Linked DNA regions of Homo sapiens: region 1 is linked to region 2. A link is a loop called in an ENCODE intact Hi-C map of the cell type or tissue named here. Cell type or tissue: CD4-positive, alpha-beta T cell. All regions are shown on one strand. Links, peaks and the distances in the headings refer to the core of each region. The heading gives the core; the rest is flanking DNA. Region 1 has its middle 51 kb from the start of GTSCR1. Region 2 has its middle 22 kb from the start of GTSCR1.

Evidence for each region. Peaks named below come from ENCODE experiments on the same cell type or tissue, not always from the same donor. Only the 100,000 strongest peaks of a DNase experiment are listed, where the experiment ranks them.
Region 1: it touches region 2 in a loop (6-fold over the local background); 4 of 110 quality-filtered maps call a loop at or near these places.

Annotation. Positions count from the first base shown.
Region 1 is chr18:70,595,469-70,603,813 of GRCh38, reverse strand. No RefSeq gene overlaps it. Among named protein-coding and RNA genes, the nearest start is that of GTSCR1, 51 kb to the left of the region's middle. RefSeq lists an enhancer at 4,828-4,907. In CD4-positive, alpha-beta T cell, for the core only: a CTCF peak has its summit at 4,780 (motif pointing left); a DNase peak (open chromatin) is centred at 4,773.
Region 2 is chr18:70,669,224-70,677,568 of GRCh38, reverse strand. No RefSeq gene overlaps it. Among named protein-coding and RNA genes, the nearest start is that of GTSCR1, 22 kb to the right of the region's middle. In CD4-positive, alpha-beta T cell, for the core only: no CTCF peak of the experiment used is centred there; DNase peaks (open chromatin) are centred at 4,718 and 5,218; H3K27ac peaks cover 3,639 bases.

The DNA.
Region 1 (8,345 bases), core at 250-8,249, 74 kb after region 2:
CTGAGGTCCTGAAGGGCTATAGCTCACGCCCCTCAGGACCTTGTATCATAAACAGGAAGTCAGGGTTGACACACAGAAAACACAAATAGCATGAACCAGCACAAAAGGAACATTGTAAATTCGATTTGAAATAATGAGGGACTATGAGGTTTCTCTTCTCTCAGAACATAAGAGAAATAATACTGAGAAACATGTGCCTGTTTTATATTTAAAATAATTAAGGTAGGTAAGATTAAAAATTACGGAGATGCCTTTTAGTGCTAACCGTTTATGATTATGAAAAATTATCCAAAACAAATTCAAGATTAAATGTTTAGAGATAGAGAAAAAAAGGAAATGGAGAGAAGAGATCTATACCAGCGAGGTCAGAACTTAGGCTCCTGTGACTCTGGTTCATGACTCCCCCAATCCCTCTCTCCTCAATCTTTACAGTGGATATTTGAGAAAACTTTTAGGAGTCTCTATCAGTGATTTCCTGTAAATCCATTGCTTACTGTATTGAAACAAAAACCATATTTAACTCCACAGCTAAAGAAGACACAATGAAACAATATTAAAAGAAAAGTAAATGAATCTCATGTCTCTCTGGTTGAGTGTTTTCCCCGACCCTGTGGGGCTGCTGGCTATTCATACATTCATTTGTTCCCCACGTTTAGCCAGAATTTGGAGGATGCATGGAAATAAACAAGTGCAAAGAGCAATCAGAAGACTTCTAAGTTCTCTGAGCACTCATTATTCTGTCTCCCCAGACCCAGGGTAGAACTATTTTAGATGCACAGTTGGAGACAAAAGCATGAATTAAAATCTTTTTTTTGTCTCTGGATGAGGAAAATTGTAGATATTAACATGTTTTGTTGAGATTGGAAGTATCTCATGATCTATCATTAAAGAATATAAAAGTCAAAATGTTTAACTTCTTTCTGCCAAAGCATCCCATATGTAAATACTCATTTAAAAAGAGAATTTTACTCAAAATCCAAATGACTTTTTTACAGAAATAGAAAAATCTACCTTTAATATGGACTCTCAAGGCGTATGGAATAGTCAAACCAACACTGAAAAAGATCAGCCAGGCGTGGCCTGTAATCCCAGTACTTTGGGAGCCTGAGGTGAGAGAATTGCTTGAACCCAGGAGTTCAAGAGCAGCCTAGGCAACATAAGGAGACCCCATCTGTACAAAAAATTTAAAAATAGCTCAGCGTGATAGCACACACTTGTAGTCCTAGCTACTTGGGAGGCTGAGGCAAGAGGATCACTTGAGCCCAGGAGGTCAAGGCTACAGTTAGCTGTGATTGCACCATTGCACTCCAGCCTGAGCAACAGAATAAGACCCTGTCTCAATAAAAAAAGAGAAAGAAAAGAAAAAAAAAATAGCAAAGTTTGAGGTCCCATATGTCATGATTTCAAAACTTACTACAAAAATACTATAATCACAACAGTGCAGTACTGGCACATGGAGGACAAATAGACCAGTGGAATAGCATACAGTGCACAGAAATAAATCCTCATATCTACGGTCAAAGGATTTTTAACAAGGGTGCCAAGACCATTCAATGGAAAGAGGACATTCTTTTCTATAAATAGTGTTGAAAAAACTGTATATCCACATGCAAAAGAATGAAGCTGTACTCTTAATGTATACCGTATACTAAAATTAACTCAAAAATCGATCAAAGACCTGAATGTAAGAGCTAAAACTATAAAACTCTTAAAAGAAAACATAGAGGAAAAGCTTCATTACATTGGGTTTGGCAAGTCTTTCTTGGGTATAACACCAAAAGCAAAGACAACAAAAGAAAAAAACAAATAAATTGAAGTTTATCAAAATTAAAAACTTTTTATGTACCAAAGGACATTATCAAAAGAATGAAAAGAAGACCCAAGGAACAGGATAAAATATTTGCAAATTATATATCTAATATAAGATTAATATCCAGAACATACATAAAGAACTCCTAGTAGCCCTGTACAGTGGCTCGAGGCTGTTAATTCCAACTACTCTGGAGGTTAAGACTGGAAGGTCACTTGAGCCTTGGAGTCTAATGCTGCAGTGAGCTATGATAGCACCACTGCACTCCAGCCTGGTTGACAAAGTGATACCTTACCTCTAAAAAAGAAAAAAGAAAGAACTCTGACAGTTCAACAACAACAACAACAACAAACTGCTTTAAAAAAATAGGCAAAGAACATGAATAGACATTTCTCCAAAGAAGATATACAAATGGCTGATAAGCATGTGAAAAGACAACATCGCTAATCACTAGAGAAGTACAAATAAAACCACAATGAAATACCACATCACACCCATTAGGATGGCTGTTATCAAAAAATAAAATAAAATAGCAAGTATTAGCAAAGATGTGGAGAAATTTAAACCCTTGTGTATTTGCTAGTGGGATAAAATGGTGCAACCACTGTGGAAAATAGCATAGCAGAACCTCAAGAAATTAAATATGGAATTGCCATATGATATGACAATTATACTTCTGGGTAAATATCCACAAGAATCGAAAGCAAGGACTCAGATATTTATACAGCTAGTTCACAGCAGCATTCACAATAGCCAAAAGATGGAAGCAAATCAGGTGTCTGCTGGGACACAGGGAGGGGAACGTCACACACTGGGGCCTGTCGGGGATGGGAGGCAAGGGGAGGGAGAGCATTAGGACAAATACCTAATGCATGTACGGCCTAAAACCTAGATGATGGGTTAATAGGTGCAGCAAACCACCATGGCACATGCATACCTATGTAACAAACCTGCATATTCTGCACATGTATCCCAGAACTTAAAATAAAATTTAAAAAAAGAGAAAAAAAATGTAGCATATCCATACAGCGAAATATTACTCAGTTTTTAAAAGAAAGGAAATTCTGATATGTGCTACAACATGAAATAACTTAGAAGACATTATGCTAAGTGAAATAAGCCAATCACAAAAGGGTAAACATTCTAGGATTCTTCTTAAATGTGTTAGCCCTCTAGAGTAGCTAAATTCATGGGGATAGAAAGTAGACTGGTAGTTAGTTACCAGGGGCTGGGGGAGAAGGGAATGGGGAGTTATTGTTTAATGGGTACAGAGTTTCTGTTTGGAAAGATAAGTTCTGGAGATGGATAGTGATAATGGCTGCACAACAATGTGAATGTATTTATTGCCACTAGACTATACACTTAAAAATGGTTAAACTGGTAAGTTTTATATACATGTTAGTGTAATAAATATATATCATAAAAATAAAAGATTTTTGCTGGGATATACTAACTTCCTAAAGGCCAAGTATAAAATGTTAAGATTTATGGGTATATGAAACTTGGGTATTCAAACATTCAATTATCATAATTTGAGATATTTATCTTCAAGTTTGACAGAATAGAGCTACGTGACATTGCACAGACTCTCACATTTGCATTTTCCTGAATACCATTAAATTATTTTATTGAAGAACTTTTTTCTTATCTGTCTCTAAATTGCATTCTACTAATTTTGTTTTCCATATGATTGTCCATCATTTTTCAGATAAAAAGCTGTATAAATGACAAACATTTTTGAAAAGTTATAATTAAGTTACTTTTGTCCCCATATTGTAACAGTTATAGCATTATTGTCAATATTCTGATATAAAGACTTATTTTCAAAAAGACGTTAGAAAGCTACCTGTCATTTTTTCACTGTGCCTACATACAGGGTAGACTATAACCTATTCAGCCAAAAACACTTTCTAAGCAGAAAATCTGATCATACTTTGTGACAAAAGAACTGGGTGTATGAAAAACTTATGACATTTTTCACAATTGCAGGATCTTCAGCTGCAGATATTTTCTCAAAATGTCAGTAATAATAAAAATCTGCATTTGTCAAGCAGTTACTACTTTTCAAGGGACAATGCATGCTTATGAAATTTCAAAAGTTCTATTAAATTAGCATCTCCAAAAATCTTGAAATTCCCATTTCTGTGCTCATATATTTGAAACTAATATACCTAAATTCTTCTTGTTATAGTGTGTATTAGTCCATTTTCATGCTGCTGATAAAGACATAACCAAGATTGGGAAAAAAAAGAGGTTTAATTAGACTTACAGTTCCACATGGCTGAGGAGACTTCAGAATCATGGCAGGAGGCAAAAGGTGCTTCTTACATGGCACTGGCAAGAGAAAATGAGGATGATGCAGAAGTGGAAACCCCTGATAAAACCATCAGATCTCATGAGACTTATTCACTACCATGAGAACAGTAAGGAGGAAACCACCCCCGTGATTCAAATAATCTCCCACCGGGTTCCTCCTACAACATGAGGCAACTATGGGAGTACAATTCAAGATGAGATTTCGGTGGGGACACAGAGCTAAGCCATATCCTTCCTTCCACCCCTGTCCCCTCCAAATCTCATGTCTCATATTTCAAAAGCAATCAAGTCTTCCTCACAGTCCTCCAAAGCCTTAATTCATTTCAGTATTAAACCAAAAGTCCACAGTCCAGAGCCTCATCTGAGACAAGGCAAGTTCCTTCTGCCTATAAGCCTGTAAAATCAAAAGCAGGCTAGTTACTTCCTAGGTACTATAGGGGTACAGGTATTGGGTAAATACAGCCACTCCAAATGTGAGAAATTGGGCAAAACAAAGGGGTTACAGGGCCCATGCAAGTCCAAAATCTAGCAGGGCAGTCAAATTTTAAAGCTCCAAAATGATCTCCTTTGACTCCATGTCTCACATCCAGGTGACACTGACTCAAGAGGTAGGTTCCCATAGTCTTGGGCAGCTCTGCCACTGTGGCTTTGCAGGATACAGCGCCCCCTGCTGGCTGCTTTCATGGGCTGGTGTTGAGTGTCTGTGGCTTTTCCAGGCACACGGTGCAAGCTGTCAGTGGATCTACCATTCTGGGCTCTGGAGGACGATGGCCTCTTCTTACAGCTCCACTAGGCAGCACCCCACTAGGGACTCTGGGTGGGGGCTCTGACCACACATTTCCCTTCCACACTGCCCTAGCAGAGGTTCTCCATGAGGGCCCTGCCTCTGCAGCAAACTTTTGCCTGGGCATCCAAACATTTCCATTCATCTTCTGAAATCTGGGTGGAGGTTCCCAAACCTCAGTTCTTGACTTCTGCACACCTGCAGGCTCAACATCATGTGGAAACTGCCAAGGTTTGGGGCTTGCAACCTCTAAAACCATGGGCTGACCTGTACCTTGGCCCCTTTTAGCAACAGCTGGAGCAGCTGGGACTAAGTGCACCAAGTCCCTAGGCTAAACACAGCATGGGGAACCTGGGCCTGGCCTATGAAACCATTTTTTTTCTCCCAGGCTTCTGGGTCTGTGATGGGAGGGGCTGCCATGAAGACCTATGACATGCCCTGGAGACATTTTTCCCATTAATATTTGGAAAATAAATATTTTCCAAATTAATCCAAAGGGATTATTTGGCTCCTTGTTACTTATGCAAATTTCTGCAGCCAGTTTGAATTTCTCCTCAAAAAAAATGGGTTTTTCTTTTCTACTACATCGTCAGGCTGCAAATTTTCCAAACTTTTATGTTCTGTTTCCCTTTTAAAACAGAATGCTGTAACAGCACCCAAGTCACCTCTTGAATGCTTTGCTGCTTAGAAATTTCCTCCACCTGGCTGAGCGGTGGCTCACACCTGTAATCCCAGCACTTTGGGAGGCTGAGTTGTGTGGATCACCTGAGGTTAGGAGTTTGAGACCAGCCTGACCAACATGGTGAAACCCCGTCTCTACTAAAAATACAAAAATTAGCGGGCATGGTAGCAGGTGCCTGTAGTCCCAGCTACTTGAGAGGCTGAGGCAGGAGAATCACTTGAACCCAGGAGGTGGAGGTTGCAGTGAGCCAAGATTGCGCCACTGCACTCCAGCCTGTCGACCAAGCAAGACTTCGTCTCAAAAAAGAAAAAGAAAAAGAAATTTCTTCTGCCAGATTCCCTAAATCATTTCTCTCAAGTTCAAAGTTCCACAAATCTCTAAGGCAGAGACAAAATGCCACCAGTCTCTTTGCTAAAACATAAAGGAGTCACCTTTGCTCCAGTTCCCAACAAGTTTCTCATCTCCATCTGAGACCATCTCAGCCTAGACCTTATTGTTCATATCACTATCAGCATTTTTGTCAAAGCCATTCAACAAATCTGTAGGAGTTTCCAAACTTTCCCACATTTTTCCTATCTTCTTCTGAGCCCTTTAAACTGTTCCAACCTCTGCCTGCTACCCAGTTCCAAAGTTGCTTCCACATTTTTGGATATTTTTTCAGCAATGCCCCACTCTACTGGTACCAATTTACTGTAGTAGTCCGTGTTCATGCTGCTGATAAAGACATACCCAAGACCGGGAAGAAAAAGAGGTTTAATTGGACTTACAGTTTCACATGGCTGGGGAGGCCTCAGAATCACACCTGGAGGCAAAAGGCACTTCTTGCATGGTGGTGGCAAGAGAAAATGAGGACAATGCAGAAGCAGAAATCCCTGATAAAACCATCAGATCTCATGAGACTCATTCACTGTAATGAGAACAGTATGGGGGAAACTGCCCCCATGATTCAAATTAGCTCCCACCGCGTTCCTCCCACAACACGTGGGAATTATGGGAGTACCTTTCAAGATGAGATTTGGGTGGAGAAACAGAGCCAAACCATATCACAGCATTAATAACTTCCCTGGATGAACATTTAAACTGTATACATATTTCATATGTTGATACTCCTTTGGTAATTCTAAAATATTTTAAAATTGATGATTTTAATAATTTTACTCAGCAAATATGATTAAATGTTTATTATGATCAAGATGCTATGTTAAATGCAAATTGTAAAAAGAAGAATCACAAAATTGATTGTGTATTCATTAGAGGTGCTTTTCTTTTACAAATCCATTAAATTAAAGGGAAACTAATATAATTAAGCAATTCTTGCTGTACGGAAAGTGAAATATAACAGTAATTGAGAGATCTTGTCAGTTTCAGCATTATACACCATTAAAACTGTTTTAGCAAAAAAGGTAAATTAATTGTTTTCTGTTTCGCCCTCTTTTATTTTCACTGACCACTCACTCTCTGATGAGTATGCTGAAGAACTGAAAAATAACCCAAAGATTAGCAGCCAGGAGCTTAAAAAACAAAACAAAACAAAATAACAAATCTCAACAAGGAATTTTAAGGTATAACGAAGAATATCTGTAAACCTGTTCATTGAGACACTTTTATAAGCATCAAGTTACACTACAAATGTTTTTATTAATACCATAGAAGCTTTAGAAAAGCAAATGTTTCTGACAGAGCAATACTTTAAGTTGAAAGCACAAGCTCGCCTTTATAAACTGAAATGTTTCTTTCACGCTGCTACAAATGCACAAAATTTGGTTAGCAGTTTCTGAAAAACATCATTAACTCTTTAGCACGTATTCCTTTTCCACTAGTTTAACTCCTCCCACAAAGGATCTAAATAGCAGTAGTCATCTTTGAAGCACACAATCCCCTTTGACTCCAAAAGCAACATGAGGCAATGTGGTTGCCATTATTGTACATGTCAAACAGTGTTGGAATATAAGCTTTAAGAAAAACAAGAAATTCTAGCCCTGAAGTTCGACTTTTCACTCACCTTAAACATCCTTAATGTTTACAAATCTGATAGAGCCAAACGCAAGTCAATGAACTTTTCCTTTGCTTACAAATACTATGCTTCACTCATAAATGAGTTTAGTGCATGTTCATTGATTTATAATATCCTCTTTGCCTCTACACCAGAATCATCTCATATATTTGAATCCACTAATGCATTATAAATCCCTATAGAGTAGGTAGAAACTAAATAATTGTTTAAACAACAGTAATCAGAATTTACAACTATTTTGGCAAGGGGCAAAGGGTTTGAGAATACAATAAAATGTGTTCCCGAGGAGAAAATTAGTAAATTGCTTTTCTGTCAAATACTACGTCTTTGATCTAATGTTCAGGTTCAGTTATATTAAATAAGATGATCTCATAAAGATAATGGAAAGATCATCTTTGTAGGTATTCTCCGTATTAACATCATTTTCTGTTTTTATGAGTTCTTTGTGTCTTCATATTAAACGATTTTAGACAGGCAATTTTGCCTTTTGCTAACTAACAAATTACCCCATCACTTTTTGGCTTAAACCCATCCATTCATTTTATTTTATCTGACCTTGTGGGTGAGGAACTAGAGCCAGGCTAGGTTCTTATGCTCCATAGGGCACTGACAGCTGAGGTCCCTTTGTGGTACTCAGTTGGCACAGAGGCTAGTCCCGAGCATCCCAGGAACCTTCACTCACATGTGTGGACCTTGGACAGGATAGTTAGGAGTCTGAGATCAACTGGGATGGTCAATC
Region 2 (8,345 bases), core at 215-8,214:
TTCTATTAAAGCCAAACTCTCTGCTGAAATTATCTTACCCAACTGCCCAGGGATTCCCAGGAGCTATGAATTTAGGTCTTTTTCTCATTTATTGAGCAGATCATCATATGGTAAGTAATCCTCAGCTTTGGAATCCAGAGGTTATAACAGACACCTATAAATTCTATGTAAAGTGTTATCTCTTTTTTTTTTCTTCCAGAAATACTTACTGTGCCTCAATGGGAAAATAGAAGAAACACAGTTGTGTGGTAACAATATAATTGTAGCCCAATTCGTTCTGCTCATTTCAATATTGCCTTTATTATTAATGCCCTCTCATTACTTTTCACTTAACAAATGATAAGACTAAAGAAAAGAAATTACTATAGGATATGATCGGGATTTTTTTCATGTACTCATACAAAGGTGATATCAAAAAAGGAGCACTTGTTCAAAAGATGTTAGGGTAGACTTTAGGGAGAGAAAGTGAAATAATTATCAGCGGCTGAGAAAAAAGAAAGATAAGAATTGTTTAATGTTCATAGGATATCCCAAATAGCAATGAAAAATCAGGATGTAAAAACTGGTTTTGCATAGTAAATGTGTTTTATGAAACAGAAGTATTGCTTTGAAATGAAGGTGCAAGGTACATCAGTTCTAAGTGCCTTATCCATCACATACAAAGCTTCCACAGTCAGGCAGCATTAATTCTATGGTTTTGTATTGCAAGTCAGGCCACAGGATACATATTATTTTAAAAGGAAATATTGGAAATGGTTGGAGGTGCTTGTAAACATATAATAGAGATGGAATAATGATGCATAGCACATTTACTGTACACACAGAATTTAGATAAGTGGAAGGAGAAGTCTTGTTCATCTTAAAGGCTCAGCTCACCATTCCTTAGGTAAGGTTTATGCCCTGGTTCAACACATTTACATTATGTAGGAGGAGAGGAAGGTACACCAAACAATTAATATAAAACCTTGAAGAACATGAGCATCCTGTTAATGGCCTATGAACAAGAAAGCCTTCTCTCACCATGGTAACCAGGAAGAGCTGTCAGAGTTTTCACAGTTGAGGCTTCCATTGTTGCTCAAGGGAATCCTGTGGATGCCTTAATTTCCTCTGCTTCTAGACATGTTTTCTAAAGGTTAAGACACTTTTTTGAGGGTCATGTTTAAGGTTCTTTTTCAGAATTAAAAATAAAATCAAATAAAGTGGGCCTAATTGAACACTCTGTGCAATGTATTAGAACTTGCTAAACAAGGTGACTTCTGCAATCTAAAGCTCTGGTGCAAGGTATGAAAAACTGGCATGGTGCCCTAGAAGGCAAGAACAGGTATGAATATGTGAGTGCACAGGGACTCCAGGAAGCCCATAGTTGAATTTGTTATACACATGTCATTTTCATTTTCTGGGAGAAAAGATGGCTAAGAATTGAAAGTGCTATATGATTCTAATGGAGGGGCCGTCTCAAAAAAGAGTGTGCAAATGTTCAATTTCAGTCCAAATGGACAATGGAGAATCATGGACTGTCCATTAAAGAAAGGTTGGGTCATGGATATGCATGGCATATATATGGTCAGGAGATGACAATGATCACTTCTCACATGATCCACTTATGAAGAAACTTTCTCAGAACGAGCTGCTCTTGTTTACACCTGCTGGACTTGCTGTCTACGCTCAATCTCAACTCACCAACTCCTTGCATTTATCTTCTCGGTATTAACCCTTAAGTCTTATATGTGATATCCATGTTCTCTGCTTGGGAAATTAATATTTTCAAGTATCTATCATGGTGACAACTGGGGCCAGTGGTCTTATATCTAAAGGGTCTGTTATTTTATGGTCAATGTTATATGTCAATCGGACTGGGCTAAGGAATGCCCTGAGAGCTGGTAAAACATGAATTCTGGGTGTGTCCATGAAGGTGTTTCTGGGAGAGATTAGCATTTGAATCAGTAGACTAGTAAAGGACTGAATGACACCTACCTACTGGGTACCAAGATGGTGGGCAGCATTCGATCCATGGAAGGCCAGCATAGAAAAATAAGGCAGAAGAAGTGTGAATTCACTCTCTCCTTATGCTGGAACATCTATCCTCCTGCCCTTGAACCTCCAAGCTCTTGGTTTCAGGCCTTCAGACTTCAGGCCTTGAAATTACACCAACAACCTCACACCCTTCCCCCATCCCTTTACACACCAACCTCCCTCCCACCCCCATTCTCAGGTTTTGGTCTCTGTCTGGGAGTGACACCATCAGCTCCCTTCCTTCTCAGCTCTTGGGACTCGGACTGAATTACGCCACAGAATTCCTAGTTCTCATGCAGATGTCATGTTGTGAGAATTCTTGGCATCCATAATTCCATGAGCCAAGTCCCATAATTAATTTCCTCTTATAGATCTGTATATCCTATTGGTTCTGTTTCTTTGCAGAACCGTAATGCAAAGCCCCAGGAAATATGCTCCAGAATCAAACAATGACAGATGGTTGCAGAGCCTCAAGGAAGAAGACATGCCAGCCATGCCCAGTTATCTCAGACTCCTCTCTTCAATAATCTTATAATAACTATATTTATAAGCTCAAGATTTGAACATATAGACATGCTGTGTCTCAATTCCCATAGGACACGTGAAAAAGATTTTTTGTAATATACTGATTGAGCATCCCTAATCTGAAAATCTGAAATCCAAAATGCTTCAATCTTCAAAGCCTTAGAAATCTGACATGATACCACAAGCAGAAAATTCCACATGTAAGTACTTAACACAATTTTTTATGCACAAAATTAATAAAACTATTGTATAAAATTACCTTTAGACTATGTTTATAAGGTATATATGAAACATAAATGAGTTTTATGCTTAGCCATGGGTACCATCCCTAAGATACCTCATTATATATATGCAAATATTCCAGAATCTGAAATCCAAAACACTTCTGGTCCCAAGCATTTCACATAAGGGATACTCAACCTGTATTGATAAATATATACTAGAGTCAATAGAGTTACATATACACATAGCAGGGTGTACAGCCTGCCATAAAAATCTTAATCAGTGGGTTGATATAGAAATGTTTTAAAAGAGAAAGAAAAAAATGTTTTAGAAATATTTCAGAGTTTCACTCTTGGCTTATTCCATTTAACACAGAGATATAAAAGATTTTTATCTAGAATTTGGATGTCAGATTTCAGAATAATAGGAAATTGATCAGATGTTGTAATTATCATTCAATATTATCCTTTTAAGGAGGAATAACAGCTTGAAATATGGAATATTAAGCTACCAAAATAGACATTTGACATTAGTCCATATGGAAAAGGGTCAATATAAATCAACATAGGAATACAATATATAAACAGTAAATGTGAAATAAGGCTCGAATGACAGAAACAAAGCCATAGAATCAAGAAATATTATTCACTCACTAGAATTCAAACGGCCGTTTAAGTACCTATGCACCGTGAACATGATCAAGATTTAACATGTGAATGAGGCCTAGACATCAGGAAACTTTCAGCATGACAAGTCTGGTGGGAGAGACAGACTTGTAAACACAAATGTCAAGACGTGTGATATGCAGAGCTGACATTCAACAGTGCTGCCCAGCAACATACAGGCTTGCATTAGCTCAGACTAGCAATAGACACCATGTAACGCTGATTAAAACATATTTTTAATATCAACTGAACTGGGTGATACAGGTTCCATAATACTGTTGTGCTTAAAGATAGGCAGAATTTCTAACAAGAAAGGAACCAGGAAATGACGCTGAAGACTGAAGGAGCATCATGGAGCCTAGAAACATAAAACTTTTGGTAGTTTTCACCAGTCAAGTTCGGTGAAAGAGCTTTGGTGGGAGACAGGCCTGGAAGAGTAGAAAGTGAGCCCAGGGATGGATTTGGGAGCCACTCACGTGGATGTGATAGTTACAGTAACAAAAGTGAATACAATCTTCAAGGAAGAGAATGCAAATGAAAAAACAGTAGAAGGCCCTATTAAGTGAAAATTGGATTTATATTTCAAGAGAAGTTAAAAAAAAATCATGAAGCTCGGTAATGTAGAAAAGCTAGGCTTTCATAGAAAACTGAGGGTAAAAAGCTCAGAGAGTACAGTTCTGCCCTGTCCTCTACATCTGGGTCCTGGAACACAACCATGTACAGAGGACATCATTGGATCAAGTAGAACAGAGCATAAGTAATCAGAGGATTTTCTTTGTCCTGTTAAAATCTCCAATGCTGTTCACGGTAGAATATATGACCCCATATATTCCACTGAGAAACTTCAAGATTCAGTTTGCTGTCAATGTGTCTCCAGCTAAATTAGGCTAATAAGTTAGCCTAATTTATTCTTTCTGAGGGCTTTTGTGCTTAGTAAAGACAACCTGAAAGCATAGATTTTCACTCTTTGGTGTCAGCAATCTTCTTATCCCAACATCATCCTTGGTAATCTTGATAATGTTGGAGGAGAAAGAAAATGAAGAAAAATCTGTGATAAGATTTATCTCAGAAGCACCCTAAATGATAAATTATGATTTTCATGGGCATTCACAACAGTCTCTGATAGGAGCTTCATGCTTGGAAAATGAAAGGGTTCGTTTCTGATACATCTCCCTGGGCCATCTTGCAGCATTCCTTGATCTTCCCTTCAATATGTTACCAGTCACGCAGTAGCACTCTGTCACCTAATTTAATGGTGCACCTGAGAGAAACTGCGTCTGCCTTCCACAGACAGAACATTAGCAATAACAGGAAACCACAAGTCTGTTAGGAGGTCACAGTTGGCAATTTTATTGTTATTATTGAGGATGGTGATCAGAGGCTCGGGAGTGAACATCACCCTTGACAGAGATTGTTCTGGAACAACCACAATTTCATTTTATGGCTCCTTTTTCAAAAGTGCATATATTTATGAAATCGCTCTTATGAAGTTCAGCACAATCTTGATGGAACACTTCTGCATTGTTGTGTGATACGGTACAGTGGCAGAGGCTGAAAATATCTTTAAATCAAAAATAGTGATACCAGTTGCAATTTTTTAGTTAAAAAAGGAAGAAATGCTTCCCAACAATAATCCCTTATGCCAAACCAACTGTTAGAGCAGAGATTACTATCCTTACCACAGTTACCATATGCTTAGAGAATCTGCTCCAAGCACAAGTAACAGCTGTCACTCCCATATGCGGGGTTAGTGAGAGCCCAGCGGTGCTGTGCTGCTATTTCCATTGCACGTCTGGGTGTGCATGCTCATGCCTGATTCAGGTTCACATAAACTGAAGGTGTGTGCCTCACAGGTGCTGCACTTTGCTGGTGGCATATACTACGAGGCCCAGTCATGTCTGTGTGACAGCCCACAGGTTGAAAATGCAGGCTGTGGCATTTGCAGAGAGCTTATTTTAAATGGATTTGTCCTCTTCTAAAGGTATTGCTCCAGCATTACGTAAAGTCAAAAAGTCCTTCGACTCATGGGCTCAGAACCCCGGGGCTACAGAGACTCATGAAACTTTCATCAAAAACAATTCTCAGTTCTCAATTTATTAAAGAGATCACCTGTGTATAGGTTTTGACAGTTATTTATGGAATTCATGGTGGTTAAGTCTAAAGTTCTATATCTCGTTTCCAGTGGTTCTTTAAGATACCTCTCGACTAGACATTTTTATGGCATATATTGTTGGTAGTGAACAAAGAAGTGTAAAATTATATTACATTAGAGGTATAATCTGACCCAACATCCAACTTGGTTACTTCAAAGATGAAGAAACCAAGTTAATATTTTATTATTTTTGTTTATATCTTTATTAGGCCATTAGATTTTTGTTCTTCAAAACCTCACTGCCTTTTTGTGACTCCCTGTTTCCCTGGAAAATTCAAGGTTTATGTAAGGTTTGTAAAAATAAGTCAGCTTCATTCTCATGGATGTTCTTATTATGATGATCTTTTTGTATCTATTCTATCATCTGAGAAAAGGCACAAATGAAATGTTAGCTCTCCTTTCTCTCATGCATCAAGTCATTTTAAATTGGAGAAACTGTGCAACAGGGAGTATCACAGTATAAAATTTACATACATGTTTTTCCACTTTATATTACCTGCTAGGAGGACCTATAAAAGAGGAGGATTCATGGACAAATTTTAGAAGCATAGAGTCTACCAGATCACTATTTTAAATTAAGGATTTTTTTAATCTCCAATTTACATACAAGTTTAGAGCTAAGCAATGAATACTAAAGGCATTGACCTCACTGGAAATGGACTTCTTAGATGGAAATGTTATAAAATACTCTAGGAATTGCACTATCAGCTTAGTACAAGGTCTGCATTAAAAACCTAAGTAGTTAGAAGCCAGGGGCCATGACCAGAATCTAATCCCAGAACAGTCAAATGAATAGAGTTGGGTCATTTAACTTTGAGAACTACGCTGTCCACTTTAAAACAAATAGAATGATACCAGGTGACTGAAAAGGGTATCTGGGGGGTGCACAATCATCGATGTAGCTGAAGCCTCAGCAGGGACAGAGAGTCCACATGACTAAGCTGAGTTCAAAGATGGATTCTAAACACTCTTCCTGATTCAGCTGAACAGCCCTGGGTGTGGGCATTGTTTAACTGGAAATTGAGTTGAAAGCACATACGACCTTAAATTCATGGTGCCCTTTAAGGATTCTCCTGTAATCCAAATTCTGTGATTCTAGAATACTCATTGAGAAAGATGATGTTCACCTACTGCAAGGAGTAGAGATCGCACTCCAAGGCTATGCTGAAGGTGCTTTTCCATTACATAAAAGTTCCCTCAATAGAATGAGCTCTTAGTGTGATAGCTGAATTTAGTGGTAGCCTTGATCTTATTTGTTTTTTATTTTTATGAACAACGCTGTGAACTCCACAATGCAAGTTGTGTAGAGATAGGCCAAACTGTCCTTAGCTCTGGTTTCAATGAAGTTTATTATTTTCATACTATTTCTTTTCAGAGCAATTAAGAGAGCAAAAAAATACAGACAACAAAGCCCCCACATCTTGGCATTTTTAAAGAATAGTTAACAGAGACAAAGATGGAGAAATAGGAGGTCCCCAGCCATCATCCCCCTACAGAAGCAACAATTTTCCAGCCACCCGTGGACAAAAGTGCCTTTGTGGGAGCCTTGGGATCCAGGTAGGAGGTTGTGAAACCCTGATGGAGCCCAAGAATAAGAAAGCCCACTTTGAAAGGGCAGGCCCATGCCCTGGTGATAGGCCTGCTGACAGTAGTCCTGGCTATAGATTCAAAAGCAGCCCATGCCCCTGGGGACTTGGCTTCAGCCCCATTTGGGGTTCAGCCACTACACAAAACCAGGCATGCTGGCTGTGGCAGGGTAGGCAACTCCAGGTGCCAGCATGGGTGCTGGATCCCTACAAGGCTGCAGCTGGTCCAGGTGTACCACAAGCAGCTTCCACAGGTGGCACTGGGGAACTGAGTGGCACATGGAAGCTTGGAGATGCCAGGAATGCAGGCTCTGAGAGTTCCCAGGTCTGGGCTCCCCAGAGGGCCACAGCTCTTCTCTCTTCTCTCCTTCTTGTCATCCACAACATGATGAGCAAGGGGCATGTTTCAGTTTGTGTTACAACTCTTTTAGACCTGCCATGTGGTGGCTCCCAAGTTCTTGTCCTGTGTCCAGGAAGAATTAGGTGTGCAGACAAGTGGAGGGTGAGCATGGTGAAGAGGAGCTTTATTGAGTGACAGAACAGCTCAGAGGAGAACTGAATTGGGTAGCTCCTCTCTGTAGGCAGGGTGTCTCGATAAGTGTTCAGCTGTCAGCAGAAAGGAGACCATGGAGTGGGTAGCTCCTCTCCACATCCAGTCATCCAATAATCTCCACAAGTCAGGCTGAGTCCAGGGTGTTTATGGGCCTCAGAGCAGGGAAGTGCACACCGATTGGTCCATGGGTTGCCATGGATGGGCCTAGAAAAAGCACCACAAGTTCCCACTCTGGTCTGTGGGACTGGCAGCCCGGGCCCCAGGCTTTAGGCCCTATCCAGCTTGAAGGTGAGGCTTCACTAAGGACTTGCCCTTTCTACTCAGGCACCTGTCTGCCTCCTGCCCCCATTCATGGAGATCAGGCTGTTCATGAAAAGGGGTCCCTGCAGGCCAGCACTGAACTGCCCTCAGTCCCTGCTTAGCCTTCCTCCTGTGCTCCTTGGTGCCCAAAGTCTGGAGGGGGCTGAGACAGCAGGGGGCTGGTGTATCAGCACTGCCATGAGTGTGTGCACACCCAGCTAAGTTGCAACAGCACCTGGGCTCAGCCCCAACCTTGCTCTGAGATTGGAGAAGGAGTCAGGAGCCAGGAGAGGCCAAGCAGCAGGAGCAGACACCTCTGAGCCTGCAGG